Linked DNA regions of Homo sapiens: all the other regions are linked to region 5. Evidence: chromatin loops called from intact Hi-C (ENCODE). Cell type or tissue: A673. All regions are shown on one strand. Region 1 has its middle 320 kb from the start of LINC01248. Region 2 holds the start of LOC105373401 (a long non-coding RNA gene). Region 3 overlaps DCDC2C (doublecortin domain containing 2C). Region 4 overlaps LINC01304 (long intergenic non-protein coding RNA 1304). Region 5 holds the start of SOX11 (SRY-box transcription factor 11). Region 6 has its middle 340 kb from the start of LINC01249.

Evidence for each region. Hi-C counts contacts between places; a loop is a spot of excess contacts. Peaks named below come from ENCODE experiments on the same cell type or tissue, not always from the same donor. Only the 100,000 strongest peaks of a DNase experiment are listed, where the experiment ranks them.
Region 1: it touches region 5 in a loop (7-fold over the local background); 5 of 110 quality-filtered maps call a loop at or near these places.
Region 2: a loop joins it to region 5, with 3 times the contacts of the local background. A loop is called at or near these places in 2 of 110 quality-filtered maps.
Region 3: it touches region 5 in a loop (4-fold over the local background); 2 of 110 quality-filtered maps call a loop at or near these places.
Region 4: a loop joins it to region 5, with 5 times the contacts of the local background. A loop is called at or near these places in 2 of 110 quality-filtered maps.
Region 6: it touches region 5 in a loop (4-fold over the local background); 5 of 110 quality-filtered maps call a loop at or near these places.

Annotation. Positions count from the first base shown.
Region 1 is chr2:5,371,319-5,375,318 of GRCh38, reverse strand. No RefSeq gene overlaps it. Among named protein-coding and RNA genes, the nearest start is that of LINC01248, 320 kb to the left of the region's middle. In A673, no CTCF peak of the experiment used is centred here; a DNase peak (open chromatin) is centred at 1,868; H3K4me3 peaks cover 432 bases; H3K27ac peaks cover 1,351 bases.
Region 2 is chr2:6,313,067-6,317,066 of GRCh38, reverse strand. LOC105373401 (a long non-coding RNA gene) reads left to right here and starts at 3,831. Exons shown (of 4, transcript XR_001739180.3): 1 at 3,831-4,000. In A673, no CTCF peak of the experiment used is centred here; a DNase peak (open chromatin) is centred at 2,406; H3K4me3 peaks cover 753 bases; H3K27ac peaks cover 1,946 bases.
Region 3 is chr2:3,736,878-3,740,877 of GRCh38, reverse strand. All of the region lies in intron 3 of DCDC2C (doublecortin domain containing 2C), which reads right to left. Among named protein-coding and RNA genes, the nearest start is that of DCDC2C, 35 kb to the right of the region's middle. In A673, a CTCF peak has its summit at 2,256 (motif pointing left); a DNase peak (open chromatin) is centred at 2,237.
Region 4 is chr2:3,957,395-3,961,394 of GRCh38, reverse strand. LINC01304 (long intergenic non-protein coding RNA 1304) reads left to right here. Exons shown (of 3, transcript NR_037881.1): 2 at 839-1,479; 3 at 2,454-3,740. Among named protein-coding and RNA genes, the nearest start is that of LINC01304, 15 kb to the left of the region's middle. In A673, CTCF peaks have their summits at 1,703 and 1,903 (motif pointing left); DNase peaks (open chromatin) are centred at 764, 1,084 and 1,764; H3K27ac peaks cover 3,146 bases.
Region 5 is chr2:5,689,364-5,693,363 of GRCh38, reverse strand. It overlaps SOX11 (SRY-box transcription factor 11), which reads right to left and starts at 980. Exons shown (of 1, transcript NM_003108.4): 1 at 1-980. The coding sequence starts at 642. It overlaps LINC01248 (long intergenic non-protein coding RNA 1248), which reads left to right and starts at 2,246. Exons shown (of 5, transcript NR_110580.1): 1 at 2,246-2,389. It overlaps LOC124908052 (a long non-coding RNA gene), which reads left to right and starts at 2,401. Exons shown (of 2, transcript XR_007088653.1): 1 at 2,401-4,000. In A673, a CTCF peak has its summit at 1,618 (motif pointing right); DNase peaks (open chromatin) are centred at 343, 1,053, 1,643 and 1,963; H3K4me3 peaks cover 3,117 bases; H3K27ac peaks cover 2,892 bases.
Region 6 is chr2:4,994,015-4,998,014 of GRCh38, reverse strand. No RefSeq gene overlaps it. Among named protein-coding and RNA genes, the nearest start is that of LINC01249, 340 kb to the right of the region's middle. In A673, a CTCF peak has its summit at 2,475 (motif pointing left); no DNase peak of the experiment used is centred here.

The sequences.
Region 1 (4,000 bases), 320 kb after region 5:
ATAGGGTCTAATGGTATAACAAAAGTCGGAGTAAAAATAGAAAGTCTCGTCGGGTGGCCTGGTCTGGGTAAGCTTCCTGCTTGAATCAGAATTCAAAAAAGTCCTTCAATGAGGGGAAGGAAGGGCTTGGTATTTGGGATGTGGGAGGATACTAATGTATATGTACACACACACGTGCGCACACGCAGGAGCACCGGGGAAAACAATGAAGAGGAGAAATAGAATGAGAACCTAACAGGCTTGCAGTGAGAAGCTCAGTTGGAGAGGAAATGGGGGGAGGAGTAAGAATAAGGTTATTTTTTCTTTCACGTTGGGTTGGAAGCTGTTTAAAGGTTTGCTTTCTACATTGGTGCTTTTATGGGAGAACTGGACTTTGGCACTGCTGTGAGAGCTTTGTAGCACCATAGGAAAGATAAGCGCCTGCCTCTTCCGGGAAGCATTTGAACTGCTGGAGACCGTAGAAGGACCACCTTGCAAAGGAAAGGGATTAATTAATGGCTCAAGAAGTCAGGCAGGCTTCGTTTTTTTTCTTTTTTTTTTTTAACCTCGAAGCAGGCTACTGTCTAGAAAGAACCTGCAACTGTAGCCCATCTGGATTCCAAGCTTTGCAGAATGGATTCTGTGAATGTTAGGTATCTAATGGCTTTCCCTCAGTTTCTTCGTTTGTCAAGCGACCTTAAAAATAATTTCCCAGCCTGTTCTACAGGACGTGTTTAAAAGTGTCTGGCAAGTGGTTAAAATAAATCCGTAAACTCTTCTCTGCATATTTTTCTCTGTATTTGGAGAGCTACCCATTTCATCTCTGTCTTTGTAGCAAGTATTAATAGAACAGTGGCATGAACAGAGGAGGTGCTCAAGTCAATGCTTCCTGAGAGAAACATGAAAGGAAGCATCAGGGAACCTTTCAGGAGTTTCAGCTTTCATTTCCAGAGGCATGGGTGAGAATACTTCCTTTACTCCTCAAAGAAAGGCCTATGATAGAAAACATTTGCAGGAGAAATGCTTTGGAAGTTCCGCCTTTTTCAGAAACAACTTTTAGGAGGCAATGTTACAACTTCAATTTCATTATACCCCAGAATTTGTGATTTCTGAGGACACCTACTCTTGGTTTTTAAACCTGATTTAAAATAGGTGACTCTTGCATTTAATCACAGCAAAGCTTAAGAAAAAATACATCCTATTATTTTAATAGGTGGAGATACCTATGTTAAAACATGCAAATATCTGCAAGATGAATACCTGAAGAAAGAATATGGTCTTAAAAAGTTAGGAATCTTGTAAGGATACTAAAGAAAATGTACTTTTAAAAAATTACTACATGAGAAAGCCTTCTGTCTTTCTTATTTCTAGTCACATTTTTCTTCTACTGAGAGGTGACACATTGCATTGCACCAATAGTTTTGAGGTCTTAATTCCATCCAAATTTTCCCACATTTGGGAAGTAATACACAACTTTACTTATCTTTAAAATCCCATAGGTAGTTTCTTTAAATCTGTGTAAGTACTATCCTCTTTGTAAAAACACATTTAAGACGAAAGGAACTCTGTGTATGTATTATTCATTAATTCACTCTCTTCTTTGGGTTACAAGTAAGAGGATCACCTAATTACCCTCATGTGCCGGGTGTACAGTGAGCAGTGCCTCCCACAATGCAGTCACAGAAGTTAGAAAACATGTTTCTCCTCTGGGATTGTTTCTACAACTTGGGCTCCCTACAGAAGGGCAGGATGACCTTTGGGGTTCTTGCTTGGAAATGTTAGATAAGGCTCCTAAAACCAATTTTCTGAATGAACTCCAATCCCATGGAGTCTAAATCCATGCCATGGTTTGGTGGCACCCCGGCCCCCTGGGAGAGAGGAGCTTTGTCCCAAGGAAGACAAAGCCTGGCGCATTCTCTCAGGGAAGACTCAAGGCAAAGAGTTCAACAGCTCCTGTTGTTTCTCCTGGGTCTGGACAAGGGGCATTCTGTACCTGTGGCTGACAGGCAGGAAAGGGATCATCTTTCCAGCGCAGCACTAGGGCTGTGGGAGGACGTGTAAAGTGCACTTAAAAAAATAATCATTAGAGGCCTGTAATAGGTGTCCCCTTTTGGAACTTCGATGCTGTGATGACCGTTTAAGGGGAGAAAAGTGTGGGCTTTAGAGCTTCTTCGCTGCTTCTCACAAACACAGGTTCACTCACAACAGCCGGAAAGGGGTCTTTTGTAAATAAGATGTTTCACTTTTGTTGTTGGAACTGCAATGTCTTTGCTTTGCGACATGTGCTCTTTCCTTACTAAACTCCATGCAGGAATGCTGGAGATTCAATGGATGGGTTTTTCCTGTCTCTCTCTCTCTTTCTCTCTCTGGTTTGTTTTTGTATTTCAATTTTTAACTTGATCTGAATAGCTATTCCACAACAGTATGCGGTAAACATTATTTGAAGTTTTATTAACTACTACATACATTGTTTTTTGTAAAGTAGTCTCTTATGCTTTTTAACCGTAAGTTAAATAATTTGTTGTTTGGCCCATATGTGTTAATAAGGTGTACTACTGTCAGAGACAGGCAGAAGCTCCGGACTCCAGCCTCAAACCCTCTCCCTGACACTCTCCCTTCTCATGGAGTTTGGAAAATTATTTGCAGAGCCTTCAAAGGCATTCATAATGCTCAGTATGTAAGATACTTACAGATGTTAGAAATAGAATGACATATAATCAGGAGAGTTCCTGCTTCACATCTTCTCTGTCTTAATGCTTTCATTTGTGATTGCCAAAGTGTTCACAACTTTTAGCAAAAGAAGTATTGACACAATCTGCATATCAATGGAGTTTTTCTTAATATGAGCAATAAAGTTATTAAAATGCTGGTTAAAATGCATGATCTCCAGTTCCATTTCGCAGACATGTTTTTAGCCTCTCAGGGGTGAGAGATTAAGCTCCGGGGCATTTGAGGGCTTCAGCAAGGAGTACATGGCTCATTTCAACTCTGCCCTCACTGCTATAAACAACTTTAAAAATTCTGGTTCAGACTCAGTTAACGAGCGGGAGTCAAGTAAGAAAAGAGTAACTTACCTCCATTATCTCTCTTTGAATGGTTTTTCCTTACAGCGCAATCAAATCCACATGGGATGACAGTTTTCTGTCACAGAGGGCATTTATAAAAATATGACCGACACATAAAAGAAAATCTTAAAAGTGATTAAACAACTGGCAATTAGTACTAAAAGAATAGCATTTTAGGCATGCATACAATTCTTCACAGGAGTACTTGGATTACTTCAGCTTATAATTAAAGGAAGGTTCATTTGCAAAAACACTTTGAAGTATATCATGTTCTTCTTTATTTATTTAACCAGCAAGTATTTTTTAAGCACTTGTATTAATACATAGTTACTTTTTTTCTTTTGTGATTCTTCACCTCCCCCCACTGAACTATAGGCTATAATAATCACTGAGCATTGAAGCACTTGAAGGAAGTGTCAGCTTCATTGGGTTAAATACTCTGATTTCATTAAGAGGAAACTGAGGCTCTGAGAAATAAGTGGCTTTTGAGGTTTACAATGTAAATCATTGGCAAAACCGGTGTTTTTTTCATTATGTTTCTTTTTATTAATCACTACCTTGTCTTAATCCATACTATTTCTATTGTATACCTTTTTCCCTTGGGATTTTGGTCAACAGAAAGCTTTTGAGTTGATAGATGGGAACCCTTAGATTCTAGAATTATAAACCAGCAAGATGGTGGACGGTTAGATTTTAGAAAGGGAGTTTGTTGTTGTTGTTTTTGTTTGTTTTTTATTTTTAAGAGACTCCTTGCCACTCTAATAACATGCACATTTCAACTAGTGTTCAGGAGACAACACTCTCTAATTTCGTATTCAGCCCTAAGAAATGGGAATAGTGAGATTTCTAACATGGTGATAGAAGCTCTGTGTGTGTGTGTGTGTGTGTGTGTGTGTGTCTGTGTGTGAGTGTGTATGTGTGCAGGTGTGTAGGCATGTGTGTGGTGTGTCTGTGCC
Region 2 (4,000 bases), 620 kb before region 5:
TTCTTACAGAAATGAGGGTAGAGCATGAAGGCTTGATCTCCACTTGTGCAAGATTAGTCAGAAAATGAGATGTTATAAAAAGGTCTCTAAATAATTTTTGTCTTGGTTCCAAATGTGTTTGTCCAGTTTTGAGTTTTACAGCAAAAGAGTGAGCCCCAAAAGTAAAAACTCAAATGGTGTTTTTATTAAGACTGCTGAAAATATTTAGACATAATTCAGAGCTCTGTTAACACCTTTATGACAAATTATAGCACAGAAACAGAGAAAGACATCCTTCCCACTTTACCTAAAACCATCTTTTAGTTCTTCTGCCTCTGGCCCCCTTTAATGGCAATGGATGTGAAAGGAACCCTCATATTCAGAGAGGTATAGTTATACGGCAGGAGTGGCAATTCCCAATAGAAGTGGACTTGGTGACCAGAAGAATGTGACATGTCTTTCTGAAGCAAAGAAATAAAAAAAAAAAAAAAAATTTAACAGTGGCCAACCACATGGAACCCAGTGAATGCGCATGACAGCATAAGAGGAGAGGAATTTCTGGGAACCATTTAGTTGTAGAATGAATATATAACTGAAGAGGATCATATGAGAGATACCTCCTCACCCAGAAAAGCCTAGGTGAGGGGGGCTATGAAGGTGACTGTACTCCTGCAGCAAAGTTTGGAGAAATGCTGGTAAAATTGGTAAAACTAAGCATGAATAACAATGTTTTTAGTATATTGAGGTGATTTAAGTTAAAACACTGATGCTAATTACATATAAACAAAATTCACTTATAAAGATGTTTACATAGCCTAAGGCACTAATGAAAGAAAGGAAAATACCCAGTAGGAATGTGCTAGTTCTATTCATGACATGTATTAACACATCGTGTCATTTTTTTCTAAGAAAAAATAGGGGAAGGGGCATATGTAAAATCACAAAACTCAAAATTTGCTAAATCAACAAACAACCACAATAGCAGCAGCAGTCTATAAATGCTCAGGATAGTAATGCTATATAAATTCAGGGTCTAAAACTCAGCCAGAGTCAATTTGGCCCTCTACCTGTTTTTGTAAATAGTAAAACAAAGTATTTCTTGGACAAAGCCACCGTCATTACTCTATGTATTGTCTATGGCTGCTTTCAAAGTACAGTTGAGCAGTTGAGATACAAATCATGTGGCCTGCAAAGCCTAAAATATTAACTATCTGGCTCTTTACAGACTTCTTTATGGCAAAGATAAAAGAAGTTTGTTCTTTATTTTGTTTGTTAGATGTTTGTTTGCATATTGGCATCCACACTGTGATATAAAGATCAGGCTAACCTCCTAGAGTCCAGAAGCAGCTGCACTGGGGATGCAATGCCTTACATGTGCTCAAACCCACAGTCATCCTATTTCTGTGGCACAGCTTTTGCTTATGTGATGAAAAGTGAATTCTGGTTTGTGCTTTCCTCCACCTTCCCTGCTCCCATCTGCGTGCTGACAAAGCATGAAAATTCAGTGAGTGGCTCCCAGTAGAGCCAGTCACTGCCAAGGTGAATGTCGATGACTCTTTGGGAAACTCTCAGTTTAATACGGCTGCCCTAGTCCATGATCAGTTTCATGCAGTGAGCTTTTCCAAGGCTCATTTCCCTCACTGTGAATGGACTTCCCCATTGGGCATAAAATTTCAGAGGAAAATCAGTGGAACACAATCAGTACTAGTTAAAAATGCAGATTTCTGAGACCCACCCCAGAGCTGCTGAATCCCTGGATTAAGCCAGGAAATCTTGGGTGGTGGAGGTGTAGGGGACAAAAGCGTAGTGATTCTGATCTAGATCTCTAATCCATATTTTGAGAAACACTGATCCATAGAATCATTTTCAGCTACAAAGCTTCACAGCTCTATGAACACTTGGCTTGCTTTGCATTTTATTTCTCAAATCATTCTCTATGCTTCTATTTCTCTGTCTTTCAAAGCTGGAGAGTATTCACGCAGTGTAAGATTCAGTGTTGAAAAGATTTCTACCAGTTGAAATTTGTGTTATTATATTTGTTTCAGGCATTTAATCCCTGTTGAGACTCTAAGCATGGGCAGCTGGATCCCTATTCCAGGTGCTACGCCTCACAAATTGTTGACATCTTTCTTCTCTATTAGATACCAAAGCCCAGCTGCAGCAGAACTAACACATCTACTCCCAACATTGAGCCCTCCACTTGCCTGGGCGACCACCACCGAGGATGGGAAAGGATGACATTGGAAGGGAATTTGCAGCCCTCCTGATCTCCAGGCAAGCATTCTTTGTGGTTTGGCTAACTCAAGTATATGAGTAGTGATTTCTTCTGAATTAGACAGACTTAAATTTTGCAAATTGCATCCTAGGAGAGAGAAAAGGGATCAGAAACGTTGAATAATTTATAACATTTCCTGTCAGGAAACCATTGAGGTTTTATAGAAATATGGAGACTCCACCCCCACATGGCTTTGCCTAAATGGATCTTGTACAGTATTTAAAGCCCCACTCAGTAGCTGTTGGCCCCAGAACATTTTCTATGATATCTGTCTCACCTAATTAATTGCTTTCAACCCTGAATTCCATTGCTTTACTGTCTCTAGCATTAACTGAACTGACACTGATTAACTGATATTCAGCATATAGGATATCAGAGTCGGCAAACAGGGGCTTCATAAATAAACACATGATCTTTGCTTCCCAGGAGTGTGTGACTGTAAACAAGCACATAAACAGCAAAGAGCTTATCCTACTGTGCCCAGTGAGACAGGGCACACATTTCAGTTTCCCCACTGAACTGAAGACAGGAGGTCAGGGAGCTCCTGTATCTTGATATTTTTGTTTCTATCATGGCTCTTGTCATCTCCCCTTGGACAAGAACAAGTGCCCAGCACATCTTGTATTGAATTGAGCTGAACTCCAATTTAACCTTTTCCTTTTAGAGATCAGGAAACAGTCATAAGCATCTGAGTTTGCTCATCAGAAAATTCTTGTTCATGATTCTCAACGTCAAAATTGTGTTTTGTCACCTTGGAGCTTAAGTTCAGCTCCAGGAAGAAATGCAAAAGGACTTTGACTAGTTTCTCTCAGCATGGAAAGGTTCACAAGCTTTCCCACTACTCTGCCACCTGGGATTCCCACATTATGAAGATTCACATTCCACCATCTCCTACCCTCAGGAATGTTTCCTTCCCTTTCTAACTTCTTCTTTAATAATCGCTTGTCCTGTGGCCAGTTTTCTCGGAACTCACTCAGCAAATGGTCAAGGAATATGATAAATTGATAGGAAGATCTAATGAGAAGAGTATCACTTTCTCACATCATAGGTTTACATTTTGGTAGAAGCTTTTTTGAAGACAGAGATGTTTAGCAAATGGTGAAAAACTAAACAGACAAATTTCAGGAATGTAAGAAAGATATTTTCAGATAGCTTGATATCCATCTTACATGCAGTCTGCCCACTCTTGTTACTTCGATTGCATTAACACTTGCTTTTAAAAGTAAAATTTAGTCAGTCGCTTTTTAAGAAATTAAGTTTATGTTTAACAAAAAGCCCATGGATTTTTATCCTGGAGGCCTTCTTTATTCATCATAGTATAGTATTAAATCCTTCAATAAAAATAACATAGCATTAAAAGAGACTATATCAAACTCTTATAAATCAGATTATGTTTTTATATTGTTCTGTTATGTGCTTTTAGGCATGTTTCTTCAGAAATAAATCTCACTTCAACATACAATATTTTAAAATATAGTAAATATTACACATGACATTGTTAATTGAACAAAAATTGTAAAAATTAATACACAATGAATCTAATGAAAAACATCCCATTCACCTTTTCTTTGACAAGTCAACATTATATCTGATATCATGGATTGTGTCCAATTTTGGAACTGAAAGAACCTCAGTGAATTTTAAATGGCATTGACTTTTATAGATGAAGAGCTTATGGATATGAAAAGGCTTTCCCAAAGAAGCCATGGAGTAGAATCCAGGTCTCCCAGTTCGTGATCAGTCTTC
Region 3 (4,000 bases), 2.0 Mb after region 5:
TTCCTTAAATGCAAATAACTTAGAATTTGAGAAATATCTCTCTTTAGAGTAAATATAAATCTTAATTTAATATGTTTGTCACCATAAAGAGAGTCCATTTTCTCTGTTAAGGTTTTGTGGCAAAAGAGGCTTCCAATCAACCCAGAGTCCAACTTCTTCCATATTTAAGACGCTGCCCACAAGAAGTCATAAAAAGAAATGTTCCATGCAAGTTATATCAGAATTTATCCATGTGCTATTACAATTACAATAAAGATTTGCTACAATGTTTTCAACTATTGGTTTTCCTAATTGGTTTAGGCTGCAAGTTTTTCTAAATATAGATTACTAATAGGAATAAAAGTAATCAATGTTTAAACAAGGTCTTGTTATATTTTGTCTCAATTTTTAAGAAATTTAATTTATAATCTTATCCTGAGTATTGAGAAACAGGCACACCATCCCACTGCTGATGTAGCTGAAAATCAGCACAGTCTTCTTGAAGGACACTTTGGCAAAATAGATCAATGTAATATAAAGGATCAATAACCACTAACCCAGTCATCCCACACCATGAAATCCACCCGACAGAAAAGTGGACAAAGATTTAGAGGTGAAGATATTTCTCATAGAATTATGTATGAAGTCAAAAATACAAAATGTCTAAGTATGGATGACTGGTTAAATAAATTATGCCACAGCCACACCATAAATTATACAGCTGTTAAAAATTGTGTATGCAGAATTTATATCTACAGGGGAAAAACGGTCAGATATAATTAATGTTGTAGACAAAAACCACAACAGTGGGCTACAGAAAGAACACTAGGAGTGAAGGTGCCTTAGGGTTAATAGTGGTTGTGAACAGGAAAAGTTCCCTTGTCCCCCTCGCAGAGCGTGCAATGGGGGCGTGGCTCGCTTCTTCAGTGCCCCACTGCTCAAAACTCTAGGGGACATACAGACGGGCAGGCTGTGGGGCTCCGACCCCATGGCAGTATCTAGGGGTAAATGTTTCCAGCTCCTGAAGCCCCAGTGGGCCTGTGTTACAGGCTGCTCTTTGAGTTTAGCCGTCTGTATAGGTGGCTTGTGTTAATCAGCTCAATTAGACCCCTGCCTTGTTGCAAGAACAAAGGGCTTTGTATCCCGGGTTCTGGCCTTGGTGTACCAGAACAACTGGATCACATGTGGGCTTGGAGAATGAGTGCAAGGTTTTATTGAGTGGACGTAGCTCTCAGCAGATGGCGGAGCCAGAAGGGAGACGGTTTTTCCCTGGAGTCAGGCCTCTCGGAACCCCAGCACTCCTCTAACTGCCCCAGCCAAACTCTGTGTCGTTCTGCCGGTCGGCGGCCTGCCGGTGTGCCGGTGCCTGTTGGTGCGTTCCTCTTGACGTTCAGCCACTTGTGTGTTCCTCCGCCGATGTGCTCCTCCCGACGTCCAGCCATTTCTGTCTCTGCCTTGCCAGGGTCTCAAGCTTTTATAGGCACAGGATGGGGGCGTGGCAGGCCAAGGGTGGTCTTGGGAAATGCAACATTTGGGCAGGGAAACAAAAATGCCTGACCTCACGCAGGTCCATTGGGTGGCGCCCTAGCCAGGGACCATGCCCTCCTGTCCCCAGCAGTTCCCTTCCCCCTTCTGTATCATTTAAAGGGACTACACTCTTCCCAGCACTTCTATATCTGAGGGATGGGATAACTGGAGAATTTTATTTTATTCTTTATGCTTTTCTAGATTTCCACATTTTTATAAGCCTGTAAATAGAAAAATCTGTAAATTTTTTTGAATTTTTAAGATAAAAGAGAAGAAACAATAATCTCTGATTTATAAACTAGGAAATGGCAAGTTCAGAGGGAGAAATGGATTTCACACATCTCTAAAATTTGCTGGTTGAGCAGAAGAATGAACCTAGACCAATATCACCATGCCAGGTTTGGGGTCCGTGTTGTTCAGGGTCCGATGATCCATCTTCCAGGTAGCTGAATGAACAACTCCATCTAAAATACCCAAAAACAGTTTCCCTGGAAGTCTGTGATAGGTTGTGGATGGGCACACATCAAATCCCATCACTGGTAAATAAACACTGGTACATGTGAATTTTTGAATGCCTGGTACTCATTTTTGAAAGCACAATTTATATATGCTGATAAAAAACCATATACAAGATAAATTGGGTGGTTACAAGAAAAATGAAGGTACACAACAGTGCATGCAGTACACATATACCTATAAACGCCTGATCACGCATGGCCCATCCTAGAAAGAGACCAGAAACTGCAACGCTGGCTCCCTCTGGGGGAATCACTAGAGAACTAGTGATATAAGCTGGGAGGCTTTTTTTTTTTTTTTTTTTTTTTTTTTTTTCCCAGATAGACCAGCAGAAAAAATGTATTGCCCTTGGAGTGGGATGCTGAATATATCTCATCATATAGTTCATCTCAATTTAATTTCACTATCTCTCCTCTTTCTTCACACTTTGAATTCTCCTCAACTCTCTGCCAACAAAAACTTGCAATCTGATAGAGAAGTTGCACATACAATTATCTGTAATATAAATCAAACCCTTTGACAAGGGAGTAAAAACAAACATTAATTCCTTTTTTACTTTATTTCAATCTCATTGCTCAAAATGAATATTCAAAAATCAGGCATTTATCCAATCTGCCGTTAATGTGAAACACATTGATGTGAACTGTCAATGGTGCACTGAATTATTTATTTCTTACCAAATTTACCAAATTTCATCAGTTCAAATGTAGATTTTACTTCTTGTTGACTTATTTTTCTAACAAATTAGCAGTATTGACAGGCTGAAATTAATTTTATTTTTTTAATTTTTAATTTGGGAGACTTACTTTAAATGTATATCTCTTAAAAATATATATTTACCATTGGCATGAGTCACTCTGTTAAATAAGATGGTTTATTTAAATAAAAACTCTGAAGAGATTTCAAAAGGCATAAAACTACTTTGTCAATGCACCTCTTCCTGTGTTGCTACTTAATTTTTAGTAGTAAATAGGAGGAAAATAAAACATTTTAAACATTTTAAATAGAAAATATTTCAGATTGTTTAAAATGGGAAGTAGCATATAGGTCCAGGAATGGGTTTTGGTCAGGTGGGTTGGCGATGACAGCTGCCATTTCCTCAGCACTAGCCATGAACACTTTAGAGAGTCGTCTCTAACCTTTCCAGCAAATCAGTAAAGTGAGTCCTGCTCCCCCGTGACACAGAGGAAGAATCTGGACCTCTGAGAGGGTAAGGGGTTTCCCCAGGCCACATGGAGGCCACATGGAGAACCAACCACCCAGACCTTCCCCTGCATCCACCTCCCTCTACCCACTTATGTCTTCTCTGTTGAAAAGCAAGGTAGAAGGCATCAGAAATGTGCTGTTTCTCTCCGAAATACATTGATGATAGTAGGTGGGAAGAAAGCCAGGGTCGTTTTTGTTTCCATTGCCACGCTATCTTCAAATAGCCATGACCCACTGCAGTTGGGTAGTAAACGGGCCATGAACATATTGTGACATCCTGGGCTGGCCGCCTGCGCCCTCCCCTCATCCTGGGGTGAAGGTCGCCTAATGCTTGCTCTCAAGAACCAGGTCAAGTTCCAAGCTGAGTTGAACTGAAAAGTTCTCCACATTTGAACTCAGAAGCCATGGTCTTCGGGGCTGATTCTAGAACTAAATAGCTCTATCTCTGGACCTCTCATTCCCCCACTGAACTGTGAGCTCTCTGAGGACAAGCCTGCATCTGAATCTCTCGGTCTCCCCAGGGCCTGGCACCTGGGGGTACTCAGTCAATTCTGGATGGGCAGTGGCGGGGGGTACATGGATTGGATGGAGCCATTAGGGATCAAAGGAACAGATGAAGGTCTTACTCTCTTTTGGCCTCAATCTTCCATTTCCAAAAGTGGAATATGACTGCCTGCCTTATCTGCTGCATAGGCTTATAATGAAGGCAAAAGGAGGTTACAGGCATTTTGATTTGAAAAGGGTAATAAAGAGGCATTATTCTTTAAAACTA
Region 4 (4,000 bases), 1.7 Mb after region 5:
CTGGGCGCCATGGCTCACGCCTGTAATCGCAGCACTTTGGGAGGCCGAGGCGGGCGGATCACGAGGAAGTCAGGAGATCGAGACCATCCTGGCTAACACAGTGAAACCCCATGTCTACTAGAAATACAAAAAATTAGCCGGGCATGGTGGCGGGCACCTGTAGTCCCAGCTACTTGGGAGACTGAGGCAGGAGAATGGCGTGAACAAGGGAGGCGGAGCTTGCAGTGAGCCGAGATCACGCCACTGCACTCCAGCCTGGGCGACAGAGTGAGACTCCGTCTCAAAAATAAAAAATTTAAAAAAAAAAGAAATGATCAGTACTTGAGGTGATGGACACCCCAAATACCTTGACTTGATCATTGCGAATTCTATGCATGTAGCAAAATATCACATATACCCCATAAATACATAAAATATTGTGTATCAATTTTTAAAAAGCAAGGGACTCAGAAATGACCAGGTGTTAGTTGGGTGATTTTGTGTAGGCCATTTAACCTCCATTGGTGCTCCAGCTTTCTCATCTGTAAATTAGGGAAAACTTGGAGCACCTCCTGGGACTGTAGTGAGAATTAAATGAAATTGTGAAAATAAAAGACTGAACACAAGTCCTGCGCAGAGAAAGGATTCAGTTAATGGTAGCCGTCACTCTTCATCAGCCTGGAATGCATTAGATTCAGGAAACATAAGTGCTCATCTTTTTTTCTCCCTTTAAAGTAGAGGATACCAAGATACAGTGAGGAATTAGCACAGCTCCCGCAGGGGAGGTGTGGGCAGGAAAGGAGGGCTGAGAAAGGAGTGGCCAGGGACTGTCTAACTGGATTCCTTCTGTTTCCTGCAGGTTGTACTCACATCATTGGTCTTATGGGGAAATTTTAAGACCTCCCACTTGTAAGGTTTTATAGCCCTCTATGGAATATTGAAGAAAGAGTAAAATGCATCCAAAAAAAAAAAAAAACACTAAACTGGATAAATTCTAAGGCCTCTTCAGGTCTTAAGATGGCCATTTTCTAGGTCCTCTTGCTGCAGCAGTGAAATCCACAAACACGGACAAGTCAGTCAGTTACGTGCCTTTCAGAGAAAACTTCTGACTTAGGAATTCCAGCTATTTGGCCCAACCCATATTAGATTGTGTTATAAAGACATGGTAAATTACATCACGAAGGGAAGAGCAGAGGAAACATAATATTCCTTCAAGACCCATCAGCTCAGATGTTAGCAGAACACCCCTAAGGAGGAAAACAAGAAATTTTGGGTTTGAACTTGGTACTTCCCAGCAGCCCTGGGAGTGGGGTCAGAAGCCCTGCTGGGGGCCAAAGAACTCTGAGGATCAAAGATGTTGAGCATCACCTTAGAGGCCAAAGATCAGAACAGTGGAGGTGGCCTTTGAAGCCCAACCTGTCTTTCACCAGAGAGTGAGAACGGCCTCTATTTCCAGGAAGCTCACTGCAGCAATAATCATGATGCTCTGAGCCTGACAAGGTGAGAATTTACTTTCAGCACCTGCAATAGTTTCCTATTAAAGTTACATATGAAACCCTGCCGTCTTGTACCAACTAATGTTCACACCAGCGTTCCTATTTTCAAGATAAATTGCAAAATAAAAACTCTTGTTTTCGTTAGCAAAAGAAAACTTCTTTAGGAGGATAAAAGGGAGATGAAGAAACAGAAAACACATCAGCTCTCCATCCAGATTACAGAAAGCAGAAAACATCCTGAAGTGAATAACATAGGAATCGCTCTTTTTCCCCCCTGAGATAGCAGGTTACTTATGAGAAACAAGCTTGAAATCTCTGCACCTGGACCAGCTTCCAGAGGCTTTTGTCCTGACCAGGTGAGAGGGGAAAAAAAAAAAAAAAAAAAAAAAAAAAACTGATGGTCGGTCAGTGGGTAAACAGTGACACCCAGTGGTCACTTAGATAACCAGCTGTGCATTCTCCCAATTCAACTATCCACATAGAAAAAAAAATGGTCAAGTAGTATGCATTTTGTTATTCAACAGATATTTACTGAATAACTAGAAGATGCTAGATGTTATTCTATTCATTTTATACCACTCTTCAAATTACGGATGTTTCCCCACCGAAACCGACCCTCACAAAAGAAAAACTATCTGGGGCCTTGGATCCTCTTTCAAAGGCTCAAGGTGAGACCCACGGAGAGGGGTCAGCAAATTCCAAAGGAGATGCAGGGCTTTTCCCAGGGTCACAACCAAATCAAGGCGCCACGTGGCAGCCAAGCACGAGTCTCCAGAGGCTTCTCTCAGCGCTCCCATGGGAAAGGGTTTGTGCATGTTGGGTTCAGGCCACGTGAGCACCGCGGGCGTTGATCGTAGTATTAATACAAGGATAATTGCTCTTCCTGGCTTTCTTTGACTAACCTCCATAACTTGGTTAAGCCATGTTATCTTCTACTTTTATGATGAGTAAATTGTCATTTTCATCATTTCTTTGTAGCTGGCTTTGGGGAAGTAAAGGAAACCAGAGAAGAAGAGGCTGAAAGAATTGGTTTCCACCGTGACCTTTGAACCCTCGGGCGAGTTGTCAGCCTCACTGAGGATGAGTGTACTCCATATCAAGTGAGGTCACTTTACTCGCAAGCTTGTTGTGAGGACTGAATGAAACCTTTTCTTTTTTCTTGGAGTTTCAGAGCAACGTCCCTGAGCCCAGCCCCACACTGGCTTGAGCCCTGTCGTCGGTCAAGACACGGTGCTTTCTCCCCTCCCCTCTGCACTCCAGCTTACTCTGCAGTCAGGAGGTGGCACCACGATCCCCTTTAAGACTTTGCCACTTGGGCCAGCTGCGCCCCTGTGAAATTCCCTGTTTCTATTGCAGGCCACAAGGACGAGCTGAGAAATGGCTTCCAGTCACCATCTAGATTAGAAAGCCTATATTTCAAATATAGATATATCAATTATGCCTGTAAAAAGACATTAAATCCCACAGGGCTGTAATTCCTAGACTCTACGAATTTCATCTTGCACCAAATTTTATTATTTCATTTATAATTCGGATTCTTCAAATCTAAGAGTGCCTGGCTCAAAATTAAAATACCTACAACTATGCCAAAACTGGACTCTTTAATTGCCTTACTGGAACCAGTAGCTGATTCAAAGCAAAACGAAACAAAATTCCTCCTTTCTCTGATTTAGTGAATCAATGATCTAACTGAACTCATTTTTGGACTGAGTTTGCGGCACTTGCAGCCCTGAGGGACACATTCCCCCACCACACTGAGCCTGCACTCCCATCAATGCAAATGAACATTTTGCTTATTCAGATTGGGGGGGTGAAGGAAGTCACAAAAGGGTTAATACATATGGCATTTCATTGTAATATGTACTCACTACTAACTAAATTAAAAGAGATGTGAGTTATTAAAAACTCCATCTTAAGAAAGTAACAGAAATCAGAGTTCAGATTCGTTGTTACTGAGTTTCCAACCAACACCTGTGAGTTAAACCTACGGCCACCCTGAAAACGGTTCATATTTTCAAAAGCTTCATCGAAGATGAGCTGCACTAAAGATTCATATTACATATCATGCTGCAATAAGAAAATCAAATAAGGCCTTTCCATATTCAATAATAAAGTTTAAAGAAAAGTAATATTTGTTTAGCCAGTTAGCCAGAAATTAGATGTATCAGAATACATCATTCTTTGAGCATTTTAGAAAAATCAGGGTATTTCTACATTGTGTTTTTCTTTGTAAGCCCTCAAAAAATATAGAGAATATTCTTGAAATTATAGTGTTTGTCTTCTGGAACAAAAAATACTAATCAAGGAAATCTACAAATTTAATGGTTTATTGAGTTTCCACAGGAAACACTGTGTGAGGAGGCTGAGGCTTAGAAGTTCAAAAACTAAAAGGATTGTTATGATTTCGATAATAATATCTTATGTCTGCACAACATCTGAACTCAGTTCTTTCCTGAGGTTCTCTCATTCTTCAAGCAGCCTCTGAGGTAGGCAGGAGCGATAATATCGGTTCCATTTTACAGTTA
Region 5 (4,000 bases):
GCCCGCGCCGCCGCCGCCCGAGCCGCTCACGCGCAGGCTGCCCAGCACGTAGTCGTCGCCCGCGCCCCCGTAGTCCCCGGACTGGGCCGCCTTGCCCGCGCCCGCCTTGGCGCCCGCGGCCGCGGGGGCCTTGAGCTTGCCGCATTTCTTGCTGGAGCCCTTGGAGGTCTTGGCACCGCCCGCGCCTCCGCCCGCGCTCCCGCCGCCGCCGCCGGCCGCGCTCTTCTCTGGGCTCTGGCTGGCGCTGGGCTTGGCCGAGGGGTCCATTTTGGGCTTTTTCCGGGGCCGGTACTTGTAGTCGGGGTAGTCGGCCATGTGCTTGAGCCGCAGCCGCTCCGCCTCCCGGATGAACGGGATCTTCTCGCTGTCCTTCAGCATTTTCCAGCGCTTGCCCAGCCTCTTGGAGATCTCGGCGTTGTGCATGTCCGGAGACTGCTCCATGATCTTCCTGCGTTCGATCTTGGACCATACCATGAACGCGTTCATCGGCCGCTTGATGTGGCCCGACGCCGTCTTGCACCAGTCTGGGTCGCTCTCGTCCAGGGCCACCGGGCTGCAAGCCATGAATTCGCCCTCCTCCGTGTCCAGCGCCTCCCGGGGCAGGTTGCTCTCCGCTTCCAAGCTCTCCGCCTGCTGCACCATGATCCGCTGCAGGGCTGGACGCTCCAACCCGGGCCGCTGGGTCTCGTGCGGAGGTCCCCCTCCCCCTCCCACCCCTCCACCTTCCTGGGCAAGTTGCAAAGTCCTCGGCACCCCGCTTTCGCGGCTCCCCCCCTCCCCCCCGCCCCCCCTTCCAGGCTGCACACAGCGGCTGTGGTGGCTTCGGCGACGACGGCCGCCGGCGCGGTGGGAGCTGCGGTCGCGACAGGAGAGGCGGTGGCGACGGCGGTCGAGGCAGCCCGGGACCCCTCTCTCCGGCTCGTGGCTCCTACCGCAAGCGCCGGACCCCGAGCTCTCCCAGGCGCGCGCGCTCCTTCTGCAAAAAGTTGAGGTCTCTCTCTCAACTAGTTATCAGGGTGTCATATGGGTGACATCACTCCCCCAGCTAGCCAATGGCTGGGGGCCGGCTCCGCCCATCTTCCTTTATTAACTCGGAGGCCCCGCCCCTCCACCCCGCCCTCCGGGCTGCTTTGCAAAGATGGGGGTGGGGGGAGAGGAGGCATGTCTAGAAATATGTTATTTTTAAAAAATCCGCGTGTGTGCACAGATGCGCCTGTTCCCGGGATGCTCGGAAGCGGCGCGCGGCACCACGGGGAGCGGGCGGCCCGGGGCGAACCGGGATGGTTCGGGCGCCGGCGCTAACCGAGGACCGGGTCCCGGGAGAGGCCCCGCGCGCCTTTGTGCCCAGTCCCCGGGAGGCCCGACGGCGACAGCGGACGGCGCGCGCTCACTCCCCGGGTGCACACACTCGGGCACGCGCCCAGCCTGAGACGGCGGCCTCCGCCCGGCTCGCGGTCAGCCGCGCCCGGCCTGCCCCGGGGTGGGCGCAGCTGCTCCCCGGCGAGCCCCTCGCGGGGCTCGGCCGCTCCCCCGGGTCGCCGCCCCGAGCCCGCCCGGTAGCCCCGCGGCGGCCCTGGCCGACGGAAGGTGGCGCTTGAAGACAGCAACCTTCCCGGCACGTGGGCTCTGCTCTCCTTTTCCCTTTCTCCCTTTTTGTAAGGCAAAGAAATCAATTTAAAGCTCGAGAGGCGGTGAGCTCCCTCCCCCGTTTTGCATTTTTCTGTTTTGTCCTTTTTCTCCGTCTGTTTTCCCTCCTCGGTGGTGTTTGGGGACGCGGCTGTGCGGGTTGGGCTGCGCCGCGCCCCCGCGCGCCCCGCCCCGGGCGGGGGCCGGAGTAACGGTCTGCGGGGCCCTCGGGTTCAAGCTGGCCACTCCCAGGGCTGGCTCCGGAGCGGGCTCTGGGTCCCGCAGGCTCCAGCAAGCCCGCGCCCCGCCCGGCGTCCCTGCGAGGGGCCCGGCGCCCTCCTTCCCTTCTCCCTCTGCTCCCCGCCCCTCCTCTCCCCGCCCCGTCCTCTCCCCGCCCCTCCGCCGCTCCTTTCTCCTTCCCAGGCCTCCTCTTCCTCTTTGTCCTTCCCCCATCCTCGGTCGCCAGCGCTTCTCCGGCAGCCTCGTCCTGAAATCGTGCGATTGTGAGCTAGAAGCCTTCTGGGTCACTCATAAACCAAAGAGAAAATAAGGTGCACTCGAGTTTCCCGTCTAAATATTTTCCCTGGAGATGGAAAGGTGCGCTGGCGGCCGGGGAGCCGCGACCTGGGGCGCGCTGGGCCTCGCAGAGCAGCCGCGGACCCCGGCGATCGTGCCGTGTTCGTCTCCTTTGTGTTTCTTTATTGAGTCCCTACTACCTCTACGGATATTCTGGGGGCAATTAAAGAAAATCACCGCTTCATAGGTATGGTCTGTCGCCACCCTCGCCTTCTCCACACCCCCCAGCACTGGGTATCTGGGAACTTTGAGCAGTTCCTAAGACACTGCCCGGATCCCTTCACCAGAGAAATCAGCCGTGTAGGACTGGGAAAATTATCCGAATCTGCTTCCTTTCAGGTGCCCTCCTGCAATTAATACTACATTTCTTAAGTATTGGATCTTCTCTGAGGATTCTAATATCATAAAATAATACCGTGTTTTACACAGATCATGATTTGAAAAAATTACCGCCATTGCGATAAGCCATTCCCGCCCCCGTCCCCCACTTCCCCGACTCATCCTAAAGAAAAACACTGCATCGAATACTTGGAATATTCAGACCAACTTAAATCTTGATAATGCTGGCAATTTATTCTTTCCAGGGCCATAGGAACCAAAAGAATTTACAGTCATTCATACTGGGTGACTTAAAGTCTGGAGATGTATAAAATCCAAGGCAGTGTGTGAAAACTCATCTTCACTCCCGCACGGCGAGCACTAGGTCTTGTTTTTCTCTTACAGCTCACACGTTTTTCAGCTATTGGGAACACCACCGGAGGGAGGGTGGGGTGGAGCACAAGGTGAACCTACACCCACCTCCCCACAACTGCAGGACAAATCCACACTCTAGAGAAAAGGATTGAAATATTTCAGCTCAGCTTCATTATTTGCTTGCAAAGTGTGAGGGCACCTACCATTTGGGCCTCGGAAAGAGAATGCATTTGAAAATCTTTGGCAAATTCCATATTGATTTGCTATCTTTACGCTATAGCAAAAATCATGCTTAGCTTTAAAATGAGAATGATCTGAATATAGTAGGAGTGAAAAATAATAGATTTTATTCTCATAGCGCTGCGATCTTTTTAGAGGAAATAAAAGTTAAAATCTGCTCTTTCGAACAAGAAATATAATTTCTGTTCAAGGCAACATGAGCCGTTTGTTGGAGAAGATAAAGCAAAGATTGGGATTGCTAAAGCAGGCACTGAAGGCGGCACAGGCGGGTGCTACAGCTGAATCCCCCCTGTCATGTAGGAGAGGCCAGGCAATTTTCACAAGAGATTAACTAGATTGCTATTTTGTAGCATGGACTCACCCCACATACTTAATGTTGTTAGACGTAGTCGAGTGAGGAATGAAAAAAATGATAATCTGTATACTTTATTTTTGCTCCCTAAGGGAAAATTTTTAAATAAGTATAGCATTTAAAAAAAAATATGGGAACATGTTTGAGAGTACGCATGCTTCTTACAGGAATAATAGTTACTTCTGAAAACAGATGTTTGCGCCATTAACAGTAACCAACTATTTAGAGAAATTTTAGGCTACCAAATAGAAAATATAGCCTTTAATAATGCACCTCTTGAAAACCTAATTTAGTAAAATGGAAATAGGTCTACTGTTTTTTAAGCCACTGAATGTATATCATAATTAGGATCATTGGTTATCTTTTTAGAGCCAATATTCACTCATTTTTGTGTGTGTCTGTCTATATACTTATTTATAAGCAAGATATGTAGTTTGTTTGTTAACCATAAACATTGTTGGATACATAATGTTCAGAATCTTAAGAGTCACATCTGATTAGAGGCACAAATGA
Region 6 (4,000 bases), 700 kb after region 5:
TTTCTTTATTAAATTGCCATTGTTATTTGCCAAAGATTAGTAACTATATTTATGTCATTCTATTTCCACACTCTATTATTTTCTATCAATCTATGTTTTTGTTTGTTTGCTTTCCAACACCATGCTGTCTTGATTACTGTAGTGTCATGTCTTGACATCAGGTTGTATCATTCTTTCAACTTTGTTCTTCTTGAATGTTTTTAGGTATTTTGGGTCTTTTGTTTTATCACATAAGCTTTAGACTCAATTTGTAAATATCTACAAAATAGCTTGCTGGAATTTTAATTGCAATTACGTTGAATCTAAAAATCAGGATGGTAAAAATGGACTTTTAAACAATATTGAGTTTTTCAATCCATAAACACAGAATATGTCTCCTTTTATTCATGTTTGATTTTTTTTTTGGTTTTTTACATATATAATCTGTACTTAATTTCACATTCCCATTGCTAATTTTTCATATGTTGAAAAGTGATAAACCCTATATTAACCTAGTGTCTTACACCCTTGCTAGAATCACTTATTAATTCCAGGAGTTTATATTTCAATTATTTGGGATTTCTACATGACAGTCATGTCAGTTGTGAATATACAGAATTTTATTTATGTATTACCGGTCTATGTATCTTTTATTTCCTTTATCTCTAGGACTTCCAATTCAATGTTGAGTGGGAATGATGAGAGGAGGCAACATGAACATTTTTGACTTGTACCTGATCTTAGGGGTAAAGTACTCAACTTGTCACCATTAAGTATGTTAGTTATAGGCTTTTTGTAGATATTCTTCAAGAATTTAAGCTTGCTTTATACCTATTTTTCTGAAAAAAATTTAATGTAGATGAGTGTAGCATTATATCAAATGCTTTTCCTGAATTTTTGCATTAATTTATATAATTACATATTTTTTGTTTGGTCTGTTAATATGCTAGATTACATGAATTGATTTTTGAATATTAAATTAGCTTTGCATACCTAGTATACATGCCACTTGAGCAAGGTATACATTACTTTTTACACATTTTTAGTTTCAATTTGCCAATATATTTTGAGGGCATTTTGCATATAATCTCATGGAATATATTGGCCTGTAGTTGACCTTTCTTGTAATGTTTTTGTTTGGTTTTGGTATTAAGGTAATGCTCCTTTTACAGAGGGAGTTAAGAAGTATTGCCTCTGCTTCTGTTGCTAAGGGAGTACATGAAAAAGAATCATCTATAACGTTCAATAAATCTAGAAAGAGCAAGTCAGGAGAAATATTATATTTCTTAAGTTTTCTTTTCTTTACATTTTAGTTTGGGAAGTTTCTATTGACTTATCTTCAAGCTCTTCAGTATCAGATTTTTTTCCCTGAGATGAATCCAGTTTACTGAGGACCCTATCGGTGCTGTTCTTCCTTTTAGTTACGATGTTTTTATTTCTAAATAAATGTTTTTTTATTCTTTCTTAGAATTTCCGTTTATCTGCTTATATCACCCATTTCTTCTTCTATGTTGTCCACTTTTTAAATTAGAATCCTTAGTACATGAGTTACTTTAAATTCCGTGTGACAATTTGAAAATCTCAGTCAACTTTTGTAGCTTGCTTTGTCTTTTCAGACTGTTTTTTCTTGCATTTTACCAGGCCTTGTATTTTGTTGTGATTGTTGTTCAAAGGCAGATGTGATATATCAGGTAGTAATAGAAACTGAGGTAAACACCCTTTTATTTACGTACTTATTTTAATTTTTTTTTTAAGAGATGAAGATCTCCCTGTGTTGCCCAGGCTGGTCTTGAACTCCTGGCCTCAAACAATCCTCTTGCCTCAGCCTCTCTCGTAGTTGGAATTACAGGCAGGAATCAAAATGTTCGGCTAAATAGGTTTTTAGTGTGAGGTTTTATGTTAATCTGGCTAGGAGTAAGGCTGTATTTAATGTTTGTTGTATCTGTAGGTGCCAGAGGGCCCAAATTCCTTTAGTGCCCTTGTTTTCATCTCTTTTGTTGAAACTGAGCTTCCCCTAAGACCTCCTCCTTAAACAGTCTGTGACTTTTAGTTCTTTGAACTGTAATCCACTGTTATCATACTGGAGCCCTGTTGCTGCCATGGTAAGGTTCCAGGAAGGGGAAATGTTCTATAATCATAGAATCACTAATCTTATGAGTAAATCTCAAGCTTTTAGTGCACCTGAGTCCTTGGACTGTGACCTTCACAAGTGTTTCTTAGTTTTCATTTCCCCGTGTTTGGCAAAACAGTGAGCCCAAAGAGATCTGGAGTGAAGAAATGCCCTTCCCTGACTGGACCAAGGCTCTGGGATAGTTTTTGTTTGGGTAGTTGGCCTTTGTCATGTAGAATACTCTGTACTTCACAGATGGTGCTCTTCCCCCTAGAGAGGAGCAGGCTCTTCTTCGTAGGACCTTTCTGAAGAGAAAACGGTGCAGTGCCTGTAGGTAAAACCCATGCAAAGTGAGGGATCCCCTAAAACCGCAACTCCCCCTGCTGTCATATCTCAGCCTCCTGCTTTGACACACGTAGCCTCCAGCAATTCATTAAAATAACCAGTTAGAGTTTTTACTAGTTTATGGCTCCAACAACTTCTGCTCCAGGTAAATTAATCTCAGCTGTGATTCTCTGTATTTACTTTTCTTTTGAGAGTTCAGGATGGTGATTTGCAACCTCAATTCTCTGAAGAATACAAAAAAAGTTGATTTTTCAGTTTGTTCAGCATTTTTCTTTATTATTGTAAGGATGAGAGTACTGACTTCCAATCTCTTTACATATGAGAACTGTGATGGGAATGTCTTATTCTTTTCTAAGTGCTTTATCATTTCCCTGTGCTTTGCAGCAAGAAGTTTTTATTAAAAATTTATTTAAAAATAAAAAATAAAAATAAAAAAATAAAAATAGTTGTGTCAATAAAACATTAAGTAATAACTTGAAAACCATTTTTCATGTCAGTGGCATTAGTTTAATGTACATTCAGAAATAATTGTAAATGGTGGCTTTGCTAAATCCCAAGCTGTCTTTTAAGAAGGTACGTTTTATGACAATCATCTTGCCTGAAAATGTAAAGGATTTAGTTATAAGACAGGGAGATAAAACTACAAAATGGGTTATTTCCATCTCTCTACTAAATGCATTCTTCTAAGATTTGAGGATCAACTGTGTGCCAGGAGCTGACTAAATGTTTTTTTGTGTGTGGTGGTGGTGGTGGTGTTGTTTTTGAGATGGAGTCTCTTGCTCTGTCGCCCCAGCTGGAGTACAGGGGCACGATCTCGGCTCATTGCAACCTCCACCTCCTAGGTTCAAGCAATTCTCCTGCTTCAGCCTGTCGAGTAGCTGGGACTACAGGCTTGCTCCACGGCTGATTTCAACCCATGACCTGATGTTGCCCTTTCCTTTTTGCAGCTTCAACATTGCAGCTAAGCAACATTCCTTCCTTGTAAGAGAACAGGACCATGAAGTGTATCTGTTCAGTTTACGGAGGCTGTGCATTGAGTGTCTTCGTGCCCTCTGCTTCACCTTTCGATGTATAACAGCCTAACTGAAATATAAGGAAATGTTATGTCTCCACCCCAAAGTGAACGTAGACGTACGTAAGATACATGTTAGCTTAGTATGCATGTGTGCAGCACATTTGTGGCTATTCATAGCTCCTCCTATAACCTGTTGAATATGTATACTTAGCCAACCCATGCAGCACAAATTCCTGTCTTATCCTTTCCTCCCTCAAAACACCTGCTTCTCATTTTCAGCCACGAGCTATGCTTCTTGCCTGCAGGTTGCTCTACCCGACTTTAGAATTAAAGCTCTCTTTTCTAAATGTACAGATTTTGTGACTTTTTCTGGTGACAATAACAAGAACTAGAAAGAGATGTATCATTTAGGGTTTCATATGCCAGGCAACTGAGTTTGGAAGGGATTGACACAGCTTTGTTTAATTGTATCAAATTTTATTTTTAGAAACCTGTACTCTTCCAAATACAGATCCAAATCTGAAGCTTAAGAAAAAACAAAGCAAAATATT